Regions from separate parts of the Homo sapiens genome. Here all the other regions are linked to region 4. Evidence: chromatin loops called from intact Hi-C (ENCODE). Cell type or tissue: endothelial cell of umbilical vein. All regions are shown on one strand. Links, peaks and the distances in the headings refer to the core of each region. The heading gives the core; the rest is flanking DNA. Region 1 overlaps CASC15 (cancer susceptibility 15). Region 2 has its middle 31 kb from the start of CASC15. Region 3 overlaps CASC15 (cancer susceptibility 15). Region 4 overlaps CASC15 (cancer susceptibility 15).

Region 1 (6,120 bases), core at 793-5,792, 170 kb after region 4:
CACCAGCAGTGTACAAGCAATACAGTTTTTCTGCACTTTTACCGGAATTAGGTTTTGTCACTCTTATGTGTTAACCATCCTGATAGGTATGTTGTAACATCTCATTGTGGTGTAATTTGCATTTCTTTGATGGCTAATGATGTTGAACATTTTTGCTGGCCGGGTGGCTCGCATCTGTAATCCCAGCACTTTGGGAGGCTGAGGCAGGCAGATCACAAAGTCAGGAGTTCGAGACCAGCCTGGCCAACATAGTGAAACCCCGTGTCTACTAAAAATACAAAAAATTAGCTGGGCGTGGTGGTAGGCACCTGTAATCCCAGCTACTTGGGAGGCTGAGGCAGGAGAATTGCTTGAACCTGGGAGGCAGAGGTTGCAGTGAGCCAAGATCATGCCATTGCACTCCAGCCCGGGCAACAGTGCTTGACTCCATCTCAAAAAAAAAAAAAAAAAAAAAAAAATTTTGCATGTACTTATTTGCCATCTGCGTATCCTCTTTGGTGAAATGTCTGTTCATGTCTTTTGCCTTTTTTCTGATATCGTTTGCTTTTCTAGATTTCTAATTTTTGTTTGCCTTATACTTTTTGTAGTTTACTTTTAACCTACCTATATAAATATATTTGAAGTCAATTTCTTATAAATAGACTATATTGAGTCATAGTTTTTAGTCCAATATGACAATCTCTGACTTTTAATTGTGTTTTAGACCATGTGCATTTATTGTAATTATTGATACATTTGGATTTAGATCTACCATTTCATTATTTCTTGTTTGTTTCTCTTTTTTTTTTTTTTTTTTTTTTTGAGATAGCATGTCGCCTTGTCACCCAGGCTGACAGTGCGGTAGCATGATCAGGGCTTACTGCAGCCTTGACCTCCTGGGCTCAAGCAATCCTTCTACCTCAACCTCCCGAGTAGCTGGAACTACAGGCGTGTACCACCATACTTGGCTAACTTTTAATCTTTTGTAGAGATGGAGTCTCCCTATTTGCCCTGGCTGGTCTCAAGCTCCTGGGCTCAAGCGGCCTCCCAAAGTATTGGGATTATAGACGTGAGCCACCACATCTGGCTTGTTTCTCTTTTTTATTGTTGTTTTCTTTTTTTACTTCTGACTTTTTTTTATATTTGAGCATTTTTAGTATGGCCTGTTAATTTATTATGATTTTGACGATATCTCTTTGTATAGCTTTTTTAGTGGTTGCTCCATGGATTACAAAATACATATTTAACTGTTTAACATCTACTTATAGTTAGTATTTTATTACTTTCTTGGGGATGTAATACACTTACCATCTTATAAGTTCCTTTCCACTCCCTCTTTTACATCTTTATTGTCTATGTGTAACATCTGCATACATTGAAAATCTCATTAGGTACTTTTTGCTTTTGACTATCAAACACAATGTAAAGAGTTGAAGAGTAATATATTTTATTCAGATACTCATCATTTCTGTCACTCTTCCTTTGTTCCTGTTACTCATGTTTCCTTCTATTGTCATTTTCCTTCTGTCTGAAGAACTTCCTTTAGTAATTCTTTTAGAGCAAGTTTGCTGACTATACAGTGTGAAAGTTTCCCTTAATCCACAAATGCCTTTATTTTATCATTATTCCTGATAGATGCTTTCACTGGATACAAAATCTAGGATGACAGTTCATTACTTTATTTTATTATTATTATTATTATTATTATTATTATTTTGAGACGGAATCTTGCTCTCTCTCCCAGGCTGGAGTGCAGTGGCGCGATCTTGGCTCACTGCAAGCTCCGTCTCCCGGGTTCAGGCCATTCTCTTGCCTCAGCCTCCAGAGTAGCTAGGACTACAGGCACCTGCCACCACGCCCGGCTAATTTTTTAATATTTTTAGTAGAGATGGAGTTTCACCTTGTTAGCCAGGATGGTCTCCATCTCCTGCCCACTTCGGCCTCCCAGAGTGCTGGGATTACAGGTGTGAGCCACCGCACCTGGCCAACAGTTCATTATTTTAGATTGACAAGTATTTACTTTAAAAGATGACAGTTCTTTAAAAGTTTTTTGCTACTTCCTTCTGGTCTTGATAGTTTATGTTAAAGATCCATAATCATTCTAATCATTGTTTTCTAATCAATGTTACTTTGATGTAATGTATCTGTCATTCTACTCTGCTTTGAAGATCATTTTCTGTCTTGAGTTTTTTAAAATATTGTGGTAATTTTACCATTTTAACCATTTTACAATGTGTAATTCAGTGGTGTTAATTACATTCACAATGTTGTGTAACTATCAGCATTCTCTGGTTTTAGAATATTTTCATCACCCAAAACAGAATGTCCTTAGTTTTTAGCAGTTTATCTTAGCATGAATTTGTTTGAATTTACGCTATTTAGGATTTGCATAGATTCTTGAAACTGTAGGTTTATCTTCGCAATACCTGGCAAATTTTCCACTCCTACTTCTTTTTTTTTTTTTTTTTTTTTTTTAAGACAGAGTTTTGCCCTGTCACCCAGGCTGGAGTGCAGTGGCGCAATCTCGACCCACTTCAACCTCCGCCTCCCGGGTTCAAGCAATTTTCCTGCCTCAGCCTCCCGAGTAGCTGGGATTACAGGCATGCGCCACCACACCCAGCTAATTTTGTGGGTTTTTCTTTTTTTTTTTTTGAGATGGAGTCTCGCTCTGTCACCCAGGCTGGAGTGCAGTGGTGCGATCTCTGCTCACTGCAACCTCCGCCTCCCAGGTTCAAGCGATTCTACTGCCTCAGCCTCTGAAGTAGCTGGGATTACAGGCATGCGCCACTATGCCCAGCTAATGTTTGTGTTTTTAGTAGAGATGGGGTTTCACCATATTGGCCAGACTGGTCTCGAACTCCTGACCTCAGGTGCTTCACCTGCCTCAGCTTCCCAGACTGCTGGGATTGCAGGTGTGAGCTACTGCACCCGGCCTCTTACTTCTTTAAACATAATTCTAGCACGCATTATTGCCCATCTCCTTTAGGGACTTCAAGGACCTGAATGTTAGACCTTCAGTTATTCAGTCATATATTTCTGAAGTTCTGCTCATATAATTCTTAACCTGTTTCTTCCTGTTATTCAGAGTAGGTAATGTCTATTGATTTATCTTCAAGTCCAATAACCTTTTCCCCTGTCATCTCCACTCTGCTTTTGAGTTCATCCAGTGAATTTAAAATTTTGATTTTCATTTCCAGTTCTAAGATTTCCATTCATTTCTTTTTTGTATTTTCTATTTCATTGCTAAGACTTTATTTTAACATTTGTTTCAAGAGTGTTTATGATTGCTCATTCAAACATAAAAGAAGTGCTCTATCATATAGTAGCTGCCTTAAAGTCTTTTTCACATAACTTCAGCATCTGTATTATGTTGCATTGATATGTGTATCTTTTTCTGTGTGAGTTGAAATTTTCATGGTTGTTGGTATGAGTTGAAATTCTCATGGTTCTTGGTATGTTGAGTAATTTTGGAGTCTCTCCTAGATATTTTGATGATTATGTTATGAGTCTCTGGGTTGTGTTTAATCCCATGGAAATTTTTTTTTTTTTTTTTCTCTAAGCAGGCAATTGATCTGGTTAGGTTCAGGCTCCAAGTTCCAACCTAACTTCAGGGGGTTGGATACTCAAGGGAGTATCAGTTTACTTTTCAAAGTCCTTGAAGTACTCTTCGGTTCTAGTCTGTGAGTGTGCCACCTTGTGGTCAGTCTGTGACCTGTGCAGTGCGTCTATCTGTTAGTTCCATTCTCTGAGCCTTTGGTATGCTAATTACAATTGATGCAAACATTTAAGGGTTGGTGATGATCCCTGGAATTCATGAGCAACTCTATGGTGTCACTTTCCTGAACTACTCCTCTGTATTCTCCTTGGAACTTTTTAGCTCCTTAGGGCTCCCCCTTTCAGTCTTTTAGGAGCTACTGTGAACTTCCTTATTTGGGACTTTCTCTGGGCCCAAGCAAGAGAAGGATGGTGAGAGTTAAAAAAGCAATAGAGGTCGGCCTCATCACACCTCCACTAAATGGAGAGAAAGGTTCCCCTCCCTCAGTTTTCCTTCTTGCTGACCGCTTTACTGGTCATTGCCCTCACTGTCCTGGAATTGCCTGGAAGCAACCTCATGAATGACAGACACAAAAGAGCAGAAACAACAGAGAACAAAGTCAAGGATTTCACACCGTCCATGAGTGTTAGGAGCCCTCTTGTTTGTCCATGAGCCATAACTAGAGGGCTTCTGGAGCATTCTCCTTCACTGCAGCAGTGCTCATTTCTAGGTTTCCAGCTTGATTAAGTTCAGGCCTGAGGCTACTAGGAGAAAATAAATGGTAAACCCACTAGTAGTTTGATTGCAACTTTGATTCCAGTGGTCTTCCATGATTTCCCTGATGCTATTCACTTTCTAGAATTTTTTCCAGTAGTTGCTTTATATCTGTTCAGGTTGTATGCTTCTGTTCAGTGGGAGAAATGAGTGAAGTGTTTTTATGCCATTTCACCCAGAACCAGAAGTCTGACCTAATCCATATTGATTTTGTACATAGGAGGTGGCCGCTGTTCCTTTCCACGTTAAAGCAGTCGTGCATGTAAATTCTGGGGACTATAGTCACTTCTACATTGTACATGAGTCCTGTGAGGCTTTAGGTAGTCTGAATTATCATGTAATATAATTAGGTTATATGTATATGGAATTATGATGGGAATCTAGGTAAGGAGACAAAAAATTAAGACGGCATATGAGGCCAGGTAAGGTGGCTGATGCCTGTAATCCCAGCACTTTGGGAGACCAAAGCAGGAGGGTTGTTTGAGTCCAGGAGTTTGAGACCAGCCTGGGCAACATAGTGAGATACTGTGTCTACAAAAAAATACAAAACTTAGCCTGGCGTGGTGGTGCACACCTGTAGTCCCAGTCCCAGCTACTCTGGAGGCCAAGATGGGAAGATGCAGTGGGTCATGATTACACCACTGTATTGCAGCCTTGGTGAAAGAGGGAGACCTTGTCTTAAAAAAAAAGAAAAGAAAAAGAAGGCATACAATATGTATGTATAGATTTGCGTGCACACACATAATGATACTTTTGATAAGCTTAATTAATAACAGGCTAAGCCTCCAGTGATTATATTATTGTCCTCAAGGAGCATCCCTCTACTTAATATGTCATTACTATTCTAAAGGATAAACATATCTAATTCAAGAGAATATTAATCTTTGTCAAATGTTTGATATAAAAACATTAATTTTCCTGTATCATCATTCTCCATATTTTTGGCAATTAAGAGAGAAAGCTCATAATGATGGTCAAAAAATAGCTTTAAAAAGTTGGTGGTAGAGTTAGAAGACTATGTTTTGTACACTAGGATTTAGCCTTTTTCCAAAAGAGACCAGAAGAAGAGATTCTGCCATTTCCTGACTGAGTCATGGGTCACTCGAAGAAACTGAACCTATTTATCTATTAATATTTCAAGCAGGGTAGGAGTCAATACAGGGAATTAGGTTGTAACTGTTAAAAGGACTAGAGCAGCAAATGAATGGTGGAGGTGTCGGTGTTTCCTAGACCAGTAACTGCAGGAAACTATTACTTCTAATGCCAGAGTATGTCTTCGTCGCCCCACCACGGCCTACTCAGTCACTACAGGAGACCAGCGCCTAGAGCTTGTGTTACAAGACTCTGTACAAATCTGCTGCTGCTATTGCTGCCAGAGTCAAAGACAAATGGATTCTGCCATCTTCCAGTTTTGTATAAGTGCCTTTGAAAGAACCTAAACCTAGAACCTTGCTGGCCAAGGAATCTGAGAAATATAGTTTCCAGACTTAGAACCCCTGTGATCGTGTTAGATCTTAGAGAAAAATAAGGATGGCTCTAATTAACATAAGTATTCATTGACATCTTTGTATTTGGTTTACATAATATTGTGTGCTGTCTGATAGTGAAGACTCTAAGCTGCTTGAAGGTAGGAATAGGTCTCATATACTTTTATAATCCCACAAAGCGTAGCACAGTGCCTTATGCTTGTGCAGTTTTCTTCTACATAATTATTTCATATAACTGTAACCCAAACACTAAGCATGCCTTCAAATGAAAGATCAATCTTCTTTATCACTGGTCAGTTCCAGAGCCATCAATTAAAGAATCTGAGGCCTTCTTCTCATTAGTCC
Region 2 (6,120 bases), core at 522-5,521, 130 kb before region 4:
CTATAATCCCAGCTACTCGAGAGGCTGAGGCAGGAGAATCACTTGAACCCAGGAGGAGGAGGTTGCAGTGAGCCAAGATCGTGCCATTGCATTCCAGCCTGGGCAACAAGAGTGAAACTTTGTCTCCAAAAAAAAAAGAAAAAAGTATTTAAATTAAAAAGTAATTTTTGTTTAAAGAAAGATATTGAATAAATGATAAAATAGGTATACAGATATGACAAAATCATGAGAGTAGTACGTGACCACTGAAGTTTGAGAAACAGAGATCTAAAGTACGTTTTTATCTGTGGTAAAGAACAAGTTTTGTTTTTTAAATTTTCAATCTGTTGCAGGATGCCACTTTTATAAAACACAATGAAATTAGAAGAAAAATAAAAATATTAAACATATTAAAAGGGTCACCTTACATTTTATTTTATTAGATTCAATATTCAAAAGTAATTCTGTCAAATTATTTTAAATGCTTACTCTCAATTTTGCAATTGACCTCCCTGCATTCCAGTAACAGTCAGTCTGCAGATCGGCAGTTGGTCCACAAACCAGACTTTGAGTAACATCGACTTAGAGAAAGCCTAGAGGAAGGGCAGTAGTTACAGGGTGCTAAAGAGAAAGGGTGATTGCAAAGGCTTCTTTAACAAATTATTACTTGAGTAGTCACTCCTAACTCCTATTCATACTCTCCTCCCCATTCCTACCACCTGAAGTCGGCTCCACCCCCTTTTTTTTTTTTTTTAAGGCGGAGTCTTGCTCTATCACCTAGGTTGGAGTGCAGTGGCATGATGTCTGCTCACTGCAACCTCTGCCTGCCAGGTTCAAGCGATTCTCCTGCCACAGCCTCCTAGGTAGCTGGGATTACAGGTGCGCCACCACCCCACCCAGCTAATTTTTGTATTTTTAGTAGAGACAGGGTTTAATCATGTTGGGCAGGCTGGTCTTAAACTCCTGACCTCAAGTGATCCACCCACCTCGACCTCTCAAATTGCTGGGATTACACGCGTGAGCCACCGTGACTGGCCAGGTCCACCATTATTGAGTATAAATGTATTATTATTATTATTTTGTATAAGTGTTCTCTCGCTGGGCACGGTGGTCAGGAGTTCCAGACCAGCCTGGCCAATATGGCGAAATCCCGTCTCTACTAAAAATACAAAATTTACCCAGGCGTGGTGGCGTGTGCCTGTAGTCCCAGCTACTTGGGAGGCTGAGGCAGGAAAATTGCTTGAACCTGGGAGGCAGAGGTTGCAGTGAGCCAAGATCGCGCCACTGCATTCCAGCCTGGCAACAGAGTGAGAGTCTGTCTCAAAAAAATAAATAAATAAATAAATAAATAAATAAAATAAAATAAAATAAAAGTGTTCTTTCTCACCAAGTTGTTAAAGAAATGAAGCCCATAAAGGTTTACGAAGAAATTATCAAATGACTGTTTGTCCTGTATATAGTTCAAAATCTCTTTGAAGATGGATCTGTAAAAGTTTTACTTTTGCATTTAGTACCAGGAAAATATTCTCTTCTCAAAATCAATATGTGTTTAGCCGGGCGTGGTGGCATACGCCTGTAGTCCCAGCTACTAGGGAGGTGGAGGTTGGGGGATCGCTTGAACCCAGGAGGCGGAGGTTGCAGTGAGCCCAGACTGCGCCACTGCACTCCAGCCTGGGCAACAGAGGGAGATCCTGTCTCAAAAAAAAAAAAAAAAAAAAAAGTGTATGTTTTTTTATTTCTTTGATCAAACAATGACTGTTATACAACATATCCTGTCATATATCTCATGGTTCATTTGCAAGGAAAGTCAGGGATAGGTTTAATGTACAACCACAGAAATTATATTGGTGTTTGATGTGTTTATATTGCTCTTCTTTTCCATAGGTTTTAGTTTCCCATTGTATGCGTGCACAAATTGAGAAAAGGAGTAGCCACTGGAAAATCAAGGATATAATTACTTTTAAAATATTTTACTTCAATCTAGGTAACCGAGGTGATCTCTTTCTTCAATTTTTTTTCTTTTTTAAGACGGAGTTTTGTTCCTGTTGCCCAGGCTGGCATGCAATGGCCAGATCTTGGCTCACTGCAAGCTCTGCTTCCCTGGTTCAAGTGATTCTCCTGCCTCAGCCTCCCAAGTAGCTGGTATTACAGGAGCCTGCCACCATACCGGCTACTTTTTGTATTTTTAGTAGAGACGGGGTTTCAGCACATTGGCCAGGCTGGTCTTGAACTCCTGACATTAGGTGATCTGCCCGCCCTGGCCTCCCAAAGTCCTGGGATTACAGGCATGAGCCACTGCCCCCAGCCTGTTGCTCAGATTTTATGAAAGAGAATTAATAGACAATGAACCTAAAATAACCCATTATTCTACTTATATTTGCATATTTCTGATGTCTTCTATAATAAAACTTGAGTAGATAAAAGTTACAGAGCTAGAGATGTGAGTGCTGTTTTTTAAAAAATTGTATCTATTTCATTGGCATGGAATCTAACTTATTCTCTGAGATTGAAACAGTTAACTCGTGATGGGCTCATGATGCATCTAGTTCTGCGTGTATTTTCTGGTTATTGTTAGTAGACTGTTGGAAGTGGACCTAGATTTGCTCAGGATATGAAGCAGGCATGATTCATCTAGCGATTTTGTAAGGGTTGTCTGCCCTAATTCCGGGAGAGTTGCTGTTGTTTGCCTGCTCCATTAAAGAGGAAAGCAGACATGAAGTGGATTGTGTGACACCATGATTACTGGTGTTAGATATGGAGTTGAAACTACAGTGTCAACTCAAGGTCATCCAAGCAACAGTGGTGGGAAATGGGATTTGGAAATACCAGGAAGCAAAGTCCTTGCCTAAAGTTAGTTTAAACCTGTCTTTTTCTAGGTACATGCCTTTTTGGGGGATTTTGTTGTGTTTTCTGAATGAGTTTGATTTGCCACACATTCTTGTGGGAAGTCCAATATTGTCTTTAAGTTTTTTTGTTTTTTTTTTTTGTTTTTTTTTTTGAGATTGAATCTTGCTCTTGTCACCCAGCCTGGAGTGCAATGGTGTGATCTCGGCTCACTGCTCCGCCCCCTGGGTTCAAGCAAGTCTCTTACCTCAGCCTCCTGAGTAGCTGGGATTACAGGTACCCACCACCATGCCTGGCTAATTTTTGTATGTTTAGTAGAGACAGTGGTTCGCCATGTTGGCCAGGCAGGTCTCGAACTTCTGACCGCAGGTGATCTGCCCACCTCGGACTCCCAAAGCGCTGGGATTACAGGCATGAGCCACCGTGCCCGGCCATTACTTTATAAATGTTTCCTGGCTGCTGAAGAAGAGTTACCATTCCAGGCCTATCTTTAAGGTGGCCAGGAGGAACCAGTGAACTGAAGGTGAAGTAGGGTGTCAGGAAGATTGGTGCTGTAAGGTGATATATTCAATGATAAAGTGTCAAAAAGTAGGGACAGATCATGGTTTTGGTGACAATGATTAATTTATTGCAATTTGAATTGATGTTTGGATTTGTCATCCATCATGAACATTGATTTAGAAATCAATATCGAGATTATCATTCATGACCGGGTGCGGTGGCTCATGCCTGTAATCTCAGCACTTTGGGAGGCCGGGTGTGAGGATCACTTCAGCACAGCAGTTCGAGACCAGCCTGGGCAACGTAGCAAAACCTTCTCTCTACTGAAAATACAGAAAGTTAGCCAGGTGTGATGATGCACCCTTGTAGTCCGCTACCTGGGAGACTGAGCTGGGGGGATCGGATCACCTGAGCCCAGGAGGTTGAGGCTGCAGTGAGCTGTCATAGCACCATTGCACTCTAGCTCGGGCAACAGAGCAGGACCTTATCTAAAAAACAAACAAACAAACAAAAAACCCAAACAAACAAACATTCTGTAGTAGTGATTGGGGTCTGGGAGTTCTTTAAGGTGCTAATCAGTTGACTTAATGCAGAAGAGATGAGAGAAAAAACAAATTCCTGAAATACTAATACTTACACTAAAACAAAGTATTGGCTGCTTGATCATATAAAAAAAAAATAGCCGGGTGCGGTGGCTCACGCCTGTAATCTCAGCACTTTGGGAGGCTGAGGCGGGCAGATCACGAGGTCAAGAGATCGAGACAATCCTGGCCAACATGGTGAAACCCCGTCTCTACTAAAAATACAAAAATTAGCTGGGCGTGGTGGCATGCGCCTGTAATCCCAGCTACTTGGGAGGCTGAGGCAGGAGAGTCACTTGAACCCGGGAGGCGAAGGTTGCAGTGAGCCGAGATAGCGCCACTGTACTCCAGCCTGGCTACAGAGCAAGACTCCCTCTCAAAAAACAAAAAACAAAAACAAAAAAAACTAAAGACCGGGTGTGGTGGCTCACACCTGTAATCACAGCACTTTGGGAGGCCGAGGCAGGCGGATCACAAGGTAAGGAGTTCGAGACCAGCCTGACCAACATGGTGAAACTCTGTCTCTACTAAAAATACAAAAAATTAGCCGGGCACGGTGGCAGGCGCCTGTAATTCCAGGTACTTGGGAGGCTGAGGCAGGAGAATCGCTTGAACTCGGAGGGCGGAGGTTATAGTGAGCCGAGATCACACCACTGCACTCCAGCCTGGGCAACAGAGTGAGACTTCATCTCAAAACAAAAATAAAAGAAATAAAAATAAGAAAACTAATGCATTTAAGACATTTATATAAAAGTTACTTTAAGGTATTATATGTGAATCCTTGCCTCATGGATTGTCCATTTTTACTGGAAAGAGCTTTAGTACAGAAACAGTGACTAAATTAGTGCTTCACCTGTGATAGGATGAAAGAGATAACATCTATTAGCTTCCTTTAATGGAAGAAAATCTTCTCCCACTGCATTAGAAATGTTCTGGAATAGAGCTGCAACAACATACCAGAAAGTCTTGGCCAATAGACTAAACATTCTGTTTTATAATTTTAAAAAATATGATAAAGAGCAATGGGATTTTGGTGTAGTAATACTATTCATTGCAAAAAAAAAAACAGTGTAAATTTGGCAAGGCAGTTAAGCAAAATATGAACAGAAGAGTGCATGCTAGTTATATTAGTAAGTGAGCAGATTTCACAAATAATAGGAACACATCTCATGGGAACTAGACTATTTCTCAGATTTTGGCAATAATCTAAAAAGTGGTACCTTTAAACATTTTCTTTAACTCACACTATTTATATTGCCTAAGTCGACTTAAGCTAATGCTTCTACTGTTATAATTTCATTTTAAAGAATTATGTGATTTGGATGCTAAAAATAGCAACAAAATAGTAATAGTTCCTTCTGACCATAATGAGAATTGTTCATAATTTATATTAATATCCTTAAGTTATTCTTTGTTCCAAGATAAAGATATATTCCTTTCAAGCTAAATGGTTACTTCAGGAGTCACTTTTTAAGATAGCTAATTTATATCTTGAGATTACTTTGACTGTGCAGGTATTCTAGTATAAAATATTTAGTCACTGGGAAATTAGAAGTCAGAAGAAATTGTTTTCTTCTTTCATATCCCATATTCTCTGGACAGTTTCCCACTCAGATGAAATATTTCAAAAGCATGAGAGAAAATAAGAACTTTCTCTATAAATTATTTTTATTTTTTATTTTATGTTTTATATATATACATACATACATATATATATATATATATATATATATATATATATATATTTTTTTTTTTTTTTTTTTTTTTTTTTTTTTTTGAGACAGAGTGTCTCTTTGTCACCCAGGCTGGAGTGCAATGGTGGTGCAATCTCTGCTCACCACAATCTCTGTCTCCCGGGATCAAGCGATTCTTCTGCCTCAGCCTCCCATGTAGCTGGGACTACAGGCGCACACCACCACACCTGGCTAATTGTGTATTTATAGTAGACAGGTTTCACCATATCGGGCCAGGCTGGTCTCGAACTCCTGACCTTGCGATGTACCCGCCTTGGCCTCCCAAAGTGCTGGGATTACAGGTGTGAGCCACCACGCCTGGGCTATTTATTTATTTTTGATACAGAGTCTTATCTGTCGTCCAGGCTAGAGTGCAGTGACATGATCCTGACTCACTGCAGCCTCAACCTCCCAGGCTCAAGTGATCCTCCCACCTCAGCCTCCTGAGTAGCTGGGACTACAGGTGTGTGTCACCATGCCCA
Region 3 (6,120 bases), core at 757-5,756, 180 kb after region 4:
CAGGCTGGTCTTGAACTCCTGACCTTGTGATCCACCTGCCTCAGCCTCCCAAAGTGCTGGGATTATAGGTGTGAGCCACTGTGCCCGGCGTCTTCCTGATTATAAAAAGGACTTTAGCATGCCTTAACTCTCCATTAAACAGCCTCCTCATCTTGTTTTTGTTGCCTGGAATTTTAATGGCCCACCCACCTCCTTTTTTTTTGAGACAGGGTCTTGCTCTGTCACCTAGGCTAGAATGCACTGGCACAATCATGGCTCACTCAGCCTTGACCTCCTGGGCTCAGGTGATCCTCCCACCTCAGCCCCTCAAGTAGCTGGGACTACAGGTGCATGCCTCCACACCCAGCTAATTTTTGTATTTTATGTAAAGACAGAGTTTCGCCATGTTGGCCAGGCTGGTCTCGAAATGCTGGGCTCAAGCAGTCTGCCCACCTCAGCCTCTAAGTGCTGGGATTACAGGCATAAGCCACTGTACCCAGCCAACTTTCCCCTTTTTAACATAAAAAGTTGGTTATTAATTTTTAAATCAATCAAATGACATCTGGTATTTTACTGATTTATTTGCTTCTGGTTTCTTATATCCCATAACTGTTCTTTGGCTTCACCTTTTAGTTTATTGAAATACATCCTTTAATATTTACTTTTGTTTTCAGTTTACCATCATTTTTCTTAGGTCTTTTTTTCTTTTTCCTGGAAGAAAAATTATAAAATTGTTATATAATATTTGATACATATGAAGGTGCACAAATACACACACATGAACATACACCTACAAACTGTAGGTATGTTATGAACCATAATAGTAAGTGAATTCACCATAGACATTTCCAATAGAGTTCACTCTACATGTATAAAAACCTCCTACTTCCTTCCCAGAGGTAACCACTAGTCTGAATATAGTGTTTCTCATTCTTTTGCCTTCAAAAACATACATACTAGGTTTTCAAAAATAGGTTTCAATAGGTTTTTTTTTTTTTTGAGACAGAGTCTTGCTCTGTCACCCAGGCTGGAGTGCCGTGGCACAATCTCGGCTCACTGCAACCTCCGCCTCCCAGATTCAAGCAATTCTCCTGCCTCAGCCTCCTGAGTAGCTGGGATTACAGGCACGTGCCACCGTGCCTGGCTAATTTTCGTATTTTTTTTTTTAGTAGAGACGGGGTTTCACCATGTTGGTCAGGCTGGTCTCAACCTCCTAACCTTGTGATCCACCCGCCTCAGCCTCCCAAAGTGCTGGGATTACAGGTGTGAGCCACCACGCCCGGCTTCAGTAGGTTTTTAAAATAACTGTAATAGGTTTAAGATTTGCTTATGTTTAACTTCATAAAAAATACTGTCACCTTGTGACTTGCCCTTTATTCAGAATCATGTTTCTAAGACTTAGTGTTACCGGTAGCAGCAGTTTTTCTACTACAGCTGTGGATAATATTACATCATTTGCATATACTACAATATATTTACTCATTCTCCCATAAGTAGACTTTTGGTCATTTAGATTTTTCCTATCAGTAGCAGTGTCATTATGAACACTGTTGTTTGTGTATGCCAACTGATGTGCTTCACGAGTTTCTCTAAGGCATGCACCCTGGAGTGAAGCTGCTTGGTGTAAATTATACCCACGGGCCCATCAGGTATCAAACTCCAGGCACCATTGGCTCATAGCTCTGGATTCCAGCAGCCTGTGGCTTAGCTCCTCCTGCCAGTTGGCCTTTGTGGTCTGTTTCTGGTCCATGATGAGGTTTATAATTTTTGTCCCTTGGGATTTCCCTTTTACCCTTTGCAATAGGTTTGGAACAACAGGGTCTGCCACTTGTGAACTCAAGGCATATTCATGAAATGAAGTCACCATCATTTACTTCTTCAAATATTTAGTGGTCAGAACAGAGGCCGTTTCTGGAATTATAAGGTTGAATTCTTCATACGATGATGTAGCTAGATTTTTTACAACTTGGTTTGTGTGTAAGGAAGCAGGTTCTTTTCCCTGAGTGTAATGTATATCAGCACTTTTCAGTGAGGGTGATTTTTTTTTTTTACCCAGGGGACATTTGTCAATGCCTAGAGACATTTTTGGTTGTCATGAATGGGGTAGGTGAAGGTAAAACTAGCATCTAGTGGGTAGAGGCTATAGATACAGCTAAACATTCTACAGGACATTGAACAGGGCAGCCCCCCACAACAAAGAATTATTGAGTCCTATATTCATAGTATTAGGGTAAAACCACAACCAAAACCCTACAATGTATAGGACAGCATTGCACAAAAAAGAATTATTGGGTCCAACATTTCAATAGCGCTAGGGCACCCTGATGTATGTGAAGATGATCAGTCATTGTGTTCTGAACGTATGATTCTAACACTAAAATTTGGGCCAGGCGTGGTGGCGCATGCATGTCATTCCAGCACTTTAGGAGGCTGAGGCAGGAGGATTACTTGAGCCCAGGAGTTTGAGACCGGCCTGAGCAACATGATAAAACTGTTTCTACAAAAGATAAAAGAAATCAGCTGGGCGTGGTGACATGTGCCTGTAGTCTCAGCTACTCGGGAGGCTGAGGTGGGAGGATCACTTGAGCCCTGGAAGTCAAGCCTGCAGTGAGCTGTGACCATGCCATTGCACTCCAGCCTGGGCAACAGAGTGAGACCCTGTCTCAAAATAAATTCATATTTAATAGAGTCACAACATTTTTTGCTTTTTCCCCCATGCCATGTCTTTGGAAGTGTGTGTTTGGAATGCCCAGGTAATACAGCTAGTGAATTACTTGCCTAATTTAGATCAAAGTATACAATTAGTGTGAAAAGAAAGATGAATTATCAAGAAGTAACGCAGGCTATATGAAAAATAGCAGGGTTTAATTTCTATTTCTGTCTGTCAGTGGAATTCTGTAAACGCTAGTGGACATTCTTCCTGTCCTAGCACGACTTCTCTTCCCAGCCATCTCAAGCTTTGATCAGGAAGGAGAAGGGAGGCATTCCTACACGCACCAGAACAGTGCAGTGGGGAGTTGGTCTGTGGATTTCGTGGAATTTTAGAAAAAAAAACAAAAAGCAACAAAAAAAAAAACCAGAGCACATCTCCCACTACTTACTGGGCCCGGCTCAGCAATAGCATTACCCAGTAAATATGGATGAATGGATGATCAAGAGTTTCCGCAGTCTGGTTTGCTTCCCTTCCTGTTCCAGGTCTTTCTTTGTCCATGAACTGCTGAAACCTGAGTGGGGGCTTCCACAAAGGGAGAGAAAGGGGGATGGAGAAGGAGGGAAAGGCAGATAACAGCCGAATGTAATCAGCATTTTATTACTGTCCTCAGGAAGTAGGAATAGGAAAAAAGAAGTAGGTTGGAGCAAGGAAAGTTAATTATGTGAGGTTATTTGACAGGAAATTACTAAATACAAACAGACAGAAGAAACACATTTTAAAGCAGGATAGGAAATCTCAAGTTACTCCACTCTGTGCATTCAAAACCCCCAAAGCAAATTCTGAAAATAGCAGTTTAAACAAAAGCTATCTTATCTGATAAAAGTATTTCAAACACAAAGGGAAATTTATATATTGGGCAGGCAATCTTAAAATAAACCGATTTTGTTGATAGCACTGCAAATGTAATTGTGGGAAACCCCCTTCTGATGTCTGAATTTATCTTGTAGATGTTTTGAATTTGGCATTTCAGTTCTATAAAGGTATATGTGTGTGTGTATTTCACCTTGGAAAATTATATATATGTGAAATAAAATGAAAAGTTTATTATGTTTGTGTTTTTTTTCAGTATTACAAAATTTTGGGGGAGTTAGGTATTATTAATAGTTCCAGAAGACTGTTACATCAGTACAGCCAGAGAACTGAGGTGTTCTCTAAAATCTTTATTTCTGGAGGTCATATATTTTAAATGTTTTAATTGATGTATTTGATTAACATAATTTTTTTTTATTGCTTTTCAGCCATTGGCAAAATTCGTAGAATCTTTGTAAATTATCCAAACATATTTGGTGTTGTTTTAAAGACTAAGTGATTAAGGAGTAGGACCTTTTCCTACCCTGAATGATTTCTGGTTCTTTAATGGCCTATGCTAAATAGTCAGTGTTGCAGACATAGAAAGGAGGGTCAGAAGTGGCTGTTCAGTAATCTGACCCTTTTAATTAAGGTTGTCATCCTAAGAAAAAAGACCCAAATAACAAAAAACACCAACAAAATACATACATATATGCATAAAGGGGCACACACACACACACACCCATATTTATATGTAGCTTTTCCAAAGAAAAAAGGAAGAAACTTTATTTTCTAGATCTTGATAGTAGGATTCTCTAAGGATTTTTTAAAATAGTTGAGATATTGAAGAGTCATATCATAGAAATTGGGTGGCTGTAAAATTGCACAGTCTGTGGATAAAGTTACACATTCCATGTTAGTTCAAAGAAAAAGCAATATTTTGAAAACATAAATGGAGCTCAAAGTCTGCATTCCTTTTAAAAGGCCAACACCTGTGGAAGGAATGCAGGTTGTTCCCACTTGACCTTCAACTGTGGAGCTGGGCTAGGTACTTCAGATGTTATGGTGGTCAAGTAGGAACCTCTCTCTGCAGCAGTGTCTCCTGGGACAGCACCTGTCCTGTCTGTTGTCAGGAAGCCAACATATGGCGACAGCTAGGAATAATCAGAGAGTAGATCCTAACCCTTGCTTTGAGGAGCTTGCTTTGTATACCACGAAGTCTCACAGTGATGGATGAGTGGGTGTAGATAATGTGCAATAAGCCATAACCTCTCTAAGCAATCAGGCTTACATTTTGCAAGTCCTGGGAAAACCTGGGCAGACAGTATTAGCACACTCAGACTGAGTCCTCTGTGTGTAGTAGTTGAAGATAAAGACATCATTGATGTTCCAGACAGATTCTCATCATGCATAAATAATTCCTTAGGACGGAATTACCATAGTTGCCTTGAGTGGCACTTCCCCTCCTTTAGGCCACTCACATTAGTTCAGCAGTTTATTGTGGCGTCTGAAGAATCAAATGCACAATTCAACCTCAAGAAGAAAATTACAAATAGCATATTCTTTTTGAACCGTGAATGTATTCGTCCACACAATATTTGATGGGAAAGAGATCTGGCTCATTTTTGCTTTTTTCATTAATTCTTTGTTTATTCAGTCAATATTTCTTAATTCCTTGATATATTCCAGGAGCTGTGGTGGAGGCAGAGAATGCAATGTGAAAAGCAATGCATTAGCAGGCAAGGTTGCTACTTCTTAGAACTAATAGTTTACTGTCATATGGTCATGCCTCCTCTATGCCCTAGCTTTGTGATCTTGGGCAAGTGACAATTCCTCTGTACCTCAATTTCTTTGGATACATTAGAGTGTTTTTTCCCCCAGGTGGCCCTTAAGATCTTGTTCAGTGCTAGTCTTTTTCGGATATATACTTTAGTTGTTAAATTTTTTTTTTTTTTTTTTGAGACGGAGTCTTGCTCTGTTGCCCAGGCTGGAGTGCAGTGGCGTGATCTTGGCTCACTGTAACCTCCACCTCCCAGGTTTAAGCGATTCTTCTGCCTCAGCCTCCCGAGTAGCTGGGACTACAGGTGCCCGCTACCACGCCCGGCTAAGTTTTGTATTTTTAGTAGAGACGGTTTCACCATGTTGGCCAGGATGGTCTCGATCTCCTGACCTTGTGATGCCCCCGCCTCGGCCTCCCAAAGTGCTGGGATTAAAGGCATGAGCCACCGTGCCCGGCCAGTTGTTAAATATTTTTATCTCCATATCTCGCTTGGTGTTCTAGTGAGTGACTGAATATGGTGGAACTGGGTAGATCAGCTTAGATGTTTATATGCAGGTTAGAATCATTGCTTTGATTTCTAACTGAACTAGTTACCTTACTTGAGTCTATACCACCTGGGTATCTCCAGCCTGTTTGACTGGCTTACATACATATGCCGTTTCCTAAGACTCAAGCTCACTTTAAAGAGAAAGCATGCATTTCCTTCTATTGATGCTGGAAACTTTTCAAGCAGTTCTGAGGCATGGTCTTCAAGACACAAAAGATCATTGTTACATGTGCTCCTTTGCTGAGACACTAGCCCATGGCAATTGAGTTGTTTTTAGCTCAACTTCAGTGCTAGCAGACAAAACTATGCTTA
Region 4 (6,120 bases), core at 763-5,762:
TTAAGGGGTCTTGTGTGTACAAATTTGATATGACATGTAACATTTTTCTTTCTTTTTTTCTCTTTTGTTTTGTGTTTGTTTTTTGAGATGGAGTCTCGCTCTGTCTCCAGGCTGGAGTGCAGTGGCACCATCTCAGCTCACTGCAACCTCTGCCTCCCAGGTTCGAGCGATCTTCCTGCCTCGGTCTCCCAAGTAGCTGGGACTACTGGCATGCGCGACCACGCCCAGCTAATTTTTTGTATTTTTAGTAGAGACGGGGTTTCACCATGTTAGCCAGGATGGTCTCAATCTCTTGACCGCGTGATCTGCCTGCCTCGGCCTCCCAAAGTGCTGGGATTACAGGCTTGAGCCACCGCATCCAGCCAACATTTTTCAAATAGAAAATCTGAAGCTAAAATCACCCCTAAAGGACAAATAACAGGACTACAAACAGCGATAAGACAAGGAATTCTATGGGCAACACTTAAGTCTACTGCAGCTTGGGCTGGATATTCTCCTTAAGGAGGAACCTGTCTTTGATTGTTCCATTGCCCTTCAACTCTGAGCCTATTCAATCATTGCAGAGCTTTTGCTCAGTAGCCACTCTCTGTATTCACAGAGGGGCCACCTGCCTCCCTACCCGGCATCTCGGAGCACCTTGCGTGTGCTTGGGTGTCCTGGAGAGCTGAGGAAGCCTGCTCACTAGGGCATCTTCTGCTCTTGCTGTTTTATTGTGAGCAGAAGGGAGCCATTCTTCTGTAAGGTTGGGTGTACGATGTGGTCCTGTTTTCAGGGAATATTCAGTCCTTGCCTTCTTCTGCCATTTGATAGAAGACTTTGGTGTTTTGGTCTGCCGTAATATATTTATACTAATTTGTAGGCCAGGCATGGTGGCTCATGCCTGTAATCCCAGCACTTTCGGAGGCGGAGGCGGGTGAATCACCTGAGGTCAGGAGTTTGAGACCAGCCTGGCCAACATGATGAAACCCCGTCTGTACTAAAAATACAAAAAATTAGCCAGGCGTGGTGGTGCACGTCTGTAATCCCAGCTGCTTGGGAGTCTGAGGCAGGAGAATCACCTGAAACTAGGAGGTGGAGGTTGCAGTGAGCCAAGATCGTGCCACTGCACTCCAGCCTGGGCAACAGAGCAAGACTCTGTCTCATAAAAACAAACAAACAAATATATATACACACACACACATATATGTTTATACTAAATTTTAAAAATTCAACCTATGTGGATCAAAAATTTCAAATTTGTCTGTTCAAGTCTATGTAAACATCATTATGTAAAAGTAATCTGAAAATAGTTTTTCATGCAACAAGAATAATGTATATTTTCAGTCTCAAAGTTGAAATGAATGAGAAATGTCAAAACAAAATGAATTGATTGGGAAATCAAATCTAAGCACTGACAAATATGAAAAGTGTATTATCTAATTAGTAGTTTATGAAAGTGAGGCACTTTTATAATCAAAGAAATAAAACCTTCCAGAGAGATACAGAATTACTCTGACCTGAATTATTTTAATGGGAAAGAGTTGTTTTTGTTTAAAAATTTCAGGTGAAGTTTGATAATTTTATCTTAAGTCCACTTGGCTTCATTTTGTTGGGCAGCATTGGACAGGACAGTGCAGCCTTATACAGATGACTCTCAGTTCTTTAAAAAAAAATTAAAATGGGTCCATGAGAAAATAAAAATTTAATGTATCTTAAGTAGAGGATCTTGAGAAAGCTAAAAACTGCTTACCTAAACTGAGACATTACCACGGATTTGTAGCTAAGTCATTTAGAATAGACTTTATTTGTAAATGTAAAATGATACTGGCACCAAGATATGGTTGTGAAATAGGAAGTCTCCAGAAAATAATGAAAAATTATAAACCGTGCCCATAGACAATAGTCAGCAAAAACAGATTGTGGAAAGACAGGAAGACAGAGCTTATCCTAGTCATGGTACTGAGTGGAGAAAATCTCAGAATTGTGTGCACTCAAAAACTGTGCAGCCCTGTTGAAAACATTTCTTGTAATATTATCTTATAATAGTTACATCTACCTGCACACTGTCTCAAAATAACTTTAGTGTCACAATAATTTTGGTTGAGCTCAACAACGTTCTTTTATCTTTCTAAGCCATATTCATTTCTCAGGGATGATTACAGAATTGGTTAATTTGAAAGAGTTGTAGCATAAATATTGTGACTCATGAAATGTTTTTAGTACTTGTTTTAGACTTTCATTTCCTTTGGTCATGCTCTTGTGGGAGATTTAAGCAGTAATAGCATTTTCATTTTTCTTTCCTGCATTCCTTACCCATGAGAAGGTAATCTTTAATACACTGTTTTTACTTAGTAAGTTCTGGTGTTTTAAAGAAATGGGTTTTTTATTCAATCATAATTTATTGAACACCTACTAAGTGCCCAGCACAGAATCAGATGTTAATCTAACATAATTTTCCTTTTTTCAAATGGTCTTATTTGATTTTTTAAAAAATGGATATTAATGTACACTAGAATGGAGATTTTTGTTTACCAGTTATTTGTTGCTATATAAATGTGGGTTAAATTAGTTTTTCTTCCTTATACCACCAACCTTTCAGACTTTTAAAGGAATTACTGTAGAATTAAAATTAATAGATTCCTCAGTACTGGCCAAACTCATGGATTTGTGGCACTTCAGAATAATATTGGCTTTTAATGAACAGAATAGATTTGCATGGAAATGCCAGTTTCAGGGATAGAATTAGAGTTGGGATTTATTTTTTCCCTGAAGATCTGCTTCGAAAATTTGCCCCAGGTGATCTCTGTCCTTGTCCTAGGGTCACTCCAGAATTACCACTTTTTTCTGCTTGCGATTCATAAAGGTAAGAAGGACAAACTTAGTCTGTTTTGTAGTGGAATTGTTATTTTTTTTTAACCTTATCTTTTATTTTCCATGTAAAATTGCTTTTCCCTCTTTAACTACCTCGCATAGACAGGGCAGGTAGAGTGAATGTCAGATGAATTAAGGTAGCACTGAACTCCTTATTTAGCCTGTCAATAGCTGCATGATTGTTTTTGCATGAAATCCCAAGTTCGTATTAGCTGCTCAACTTTCAAACTTTAATGGGGAAGTCAGTCTTTATTCTTCAGTAGTGTATGATCCGTGAATTAAGTTTGTATTATGCCTTCTGTCCCAAAATTTCCTCTCTCTTAGCTTCTCCCTAGCCCCAGAGATCAGTTTCTCTGCATGTGTCAAACTTCCTTTTCTCTCCTCATATTTCATTCTTCCAGGATCTGTAATGTGTCCAAGTTCTCATAGCTCACTTAAAAATGGATGGAGTCCAGAGGGATCAGTGCCGACTTTTCATTAATCTATTAGAGCTTCACATTTACTGGCTTGCGCCAAGAGATGTGGGAGAGGAGGAAAATGAGTAAGATCTCACCTCCTGGAAAGGAGGGTGCCACTGCTTTTTCAGTGGTAGAGTTGCTCCCTTAAAGCAGACTCTCTCCCAGCTGAATTCTGAGCTGAGTGTTACAGAGATAAGTCAGCTTGAATCTGGAGGAGTGAGAGAGTTTGGCTAGGGCCCTGTGACAGCTTTGTGGTCAGGAAAGAATATGTAAATTCACTGAATTCCCAGGCATTTCAGCCCTAGAGGAGAAGGATTAGGGGAATCCAAGAGTCCTGACCTTACTGTGAGACTGAATTATAACTAGAGCCCTTTTTAACTAACACAGCTTGAGTTTCATATTTGAAATAACGCTTAAATCAAAATAGTCTCCACTCTTCCCATATACTGATGGGAAATTTATTAAATGTTAAAGTCTAATCTGAAATCAAATATAGCTTTAAATAAAACTATGCAACATCATTTAGTAGTGTTTATAACTTGAGTGATGACTGTCTGGGCTCAATAACCCAGATAGGAGAAGGAATTCCATGGCCCTCCTTCCCAATCCAGACCTGTCTGGAAGCATTTATTTGTACTAAGTTTTCCAGTCTGAAAGTCTGTGTCATTGTTTAGACTCTGTGTGAATAAACAGACAGAGCAATAAACTTCCTCTTCAGGTGAGGTTTATATCTTTTAAACTAGACTGTGGCCTCTAAGCCATGGCTTTCCTGTAGAGAGGCTGCATAATTCAGTTCTGCAGATGTTTTGGTGAGGCTTTACCATGTGCCCAACCTGCACTGTGTTCTTTTAGGCATAATGATAATTGCAAAGAAACATGGCTCCTAATGAAGTTGTAGTCATTTTTGGGAAAAGTGAGTCTGACACACATTAATTAAGATACCTACTTCAGAAAATCTTAAAATATGTATCATCGAGGGCTGGGCGCGGTGGCTCACGCCTATAATCCCAGCACTTTGGGAGGCCGAGACGGGCAGATCAGGAGGTCAGGAGATCGAGACCATCCTGGCTAACACGGTGAAACCCAGTCTCTACTAAAAATACAAAAAAAAATTAGCCAGGCGTGGTGGTGGGTGCCTGTAGTCCCAGCTACTCAGGAGGCTGAAGCAGGAGAATGGCGTGAACCCGGGAGGCGGAGCTTGCAGTGAGCCAGGATCACACCACTGCACTACAGCCTGGGCGACAGAGCGAGACTCTGTCTCAAAAAAAAAAAAAAATTATATATATATATATATATATATATATATATATACACACACACACACACACACACACACACAATCAAATGTCATCAGTTCAAGCAGATATGCGCTTTGTAGTCAGGAAGAGGAAAAATGAGTGTTGGCTTTAGTTTTGGGGGGAAGTTTGCTGAAATAAATTGGATTTAAGATGATCTGTGCAGAATGTGTTCACTTTTGGGTGCCAGATTTTAATAAAGTTATCATGGAGCTTCCTATTTGGGTATCAGGCATGACTTAACATCTAAACATCAATCCCTACAACCGTAGGCTAGGGCTCAGACCTAGAGTCCTCAATCTGGTCCGGCCTGCCTAAAACCCTTGTTTATTTCCCCAATATGCTGTACAAATGGTATTATTTACTCTGGGTGCATGACATGAATAATAGTTAAGTAGCACTGAATTAGAGGTATTTCTTTGGAAGGCAAAGGGTCTAGAAACCAGGTCTCTTGAGGAATAGTTGAAGGGCCTTGGCATATGAGCTTAGAGCCGAAAAGATTAAGGACAAACAAAATAGTTATTTTCAAACATTGCAAAGACATTTTGTTACAGAACAAGTTTATTTGTTCTACATCAATTTAAGATGCAGCATGGGGCCTGTTGGGTAGATGTACAAGTGAGCACACAAGAATCCAGCTCAAATAAGAGGTTTCTCACGATTAAAATGCTCGACAGAGCACTGTTTTTCAGAGCAGTGCCTTCTTCATTTCTAAAAGTGTTAAAGAGAAATTGGATGTCCTTGCAGCCGGCTATGTGGCTAGGGTGGCTGGGATGCACTAAGTACGTGTTTAGGGATCCCAGGCAAGTAGAAATTATGGAGGCTTTTTAGAAAAAGACAACTATAGCATGAACAGACACACCAGGGGAACAATGAGAACAGGAAATGTTCGTGTGCCAGGAATGTGTGGAGGAAATGACACGAGCATGAGATTGGTGATCAAGAACTTTAAATATTCTGATAGGCAGTGGGGAACCGTCTTGCTTCCAGTCCTGGGGAAGGATATCACAAAACCAATGTCTGAGGAAGCTTTGCTTTCTGTCTTGTGCCAGAGGAATGTTAGGAGAGAGGGAAAGAGATATATTCCATGCAGGGAGATCACTTTGGGAGCTTTCCCCAATTATACTCTTTCTTAACTGTGCTATGGGTGGGTGGAGAGGGGAGTAATGGAAACAGAGACGGAACATAATCAGAATTTAATGGAAGAGCTAATATGGGTTTCCTTGAAAATTGTCCTGAAATAGAACTCTCCAAATTATTAATTGAAAGTGATGTGGTCAGTTTGTTAGATCAGCAGACCACAATCAGATATCTGCATCTTGGTGCACCACTCAAGCTGACCAGTGACCTGAGACAAGTCATTAAAATTCCTTATATTCTAATTCCCTAGCAGTATTATCCCAGCATGAGAGAATGTTTGCAAAACATTCTGAGTCTTGGATGAAAGGTACCTTATTATAATAATATTATACTATAATTATTCTTGTTATTGGGGTTATTGTTCTCAACATTGATGC

Evidence for each region. Hi-C counts contacts between places; a loop is a spot of excess contacts. Peaks named below come from ENCODE experiments on the same cell type or tissue, not always from the same donor. Only the 100,000 strongest peaks of a DNase experiment are listed, where the experiment ranks them.
Region 1: it touches region 4 in a loop (4-fold over the local background); 3 of 110 quality-filtered maps call a loop at or near these places.
Region 2: a loop joins it to region 4, with 6 times the contacts of the local background. A loop is called at or near these places in 2 of 110 quality-filtered maps.
Region 3: a loop joins it to region 4, with 4 times the contacts of the local background. A loop is called at or near these places in 2 of 110 quality-filtered maps.

What each region holds. Positions count from the first base shown.
Region 1 is chr6:21,932,089-21,938,208 of GRCh38, forward strand. All of the region lies in intron 5 of CASC15 (cancer susceptibility 15), which reads left to right. Among named protein-coding and RNA genes, the nearest start is that of NBAT1, 210 kb to the right of the region's middle. In endothelial cell of umbilical vein, for the core only: a CTCF peak has its summit at 3,670 (motif pointing left); a DNase peak (open chromatin) is centred at 1,433; H3K27ac peaks cover 1,609 bases.
Region 2 is chr6:21,632,131-21,638,250 of GRCh38, forward strand. No RefSeq gene overlaps it. Among named protein-coding and RNA genes, the nearest start is that of CASC15, 31 kb to the right of the region's middle. In endothelial cell of umbilical vein, for the core only: no CTCF peak of the experiment used is centred there; a DNase peak (open chromatin) is centred at 2,651; H3K27ac peaks cover 2,179 bases.
Region 3 is chr6:21,944,836-21,950,955 of GRCh38, forward strand. The region is part of intron 5 of CASC15 (cancer susceptibility 15); the gene reads left to right. Among named protein-coding and RNA genes, the nearest start is that of NBAT1, 200 kb to the right of the region's middle. In endothelial cell of umbilical vein, for the core only: no CTCF peak of the experiment used is centred there; a DNase peak (open chromatin) is centred at 3,226; H3K27ac peaks cover 1,437 bases.
Region 4 is chr6:21,766,221-21,772,340 of GRCh38, forward strand. All of the region lies in intron 2 of CASC15 (cancer susceptibility 15), which reads left to right. Among named protein-coding and RNA genes, the nearest start is that of CASC15, 100 kb to the left of the region's middle. RefSeq lists enhancers at 3,229-3,842, 4,366-4,865. In endothelial cell of umbilical vein, for the core only: no CTCF peak of the experiment used is centred there; DNase peaks (open chromatin) are centred at 2,101, 3,361 and 5,491; H3K27ac peaks cover 4,363 bases.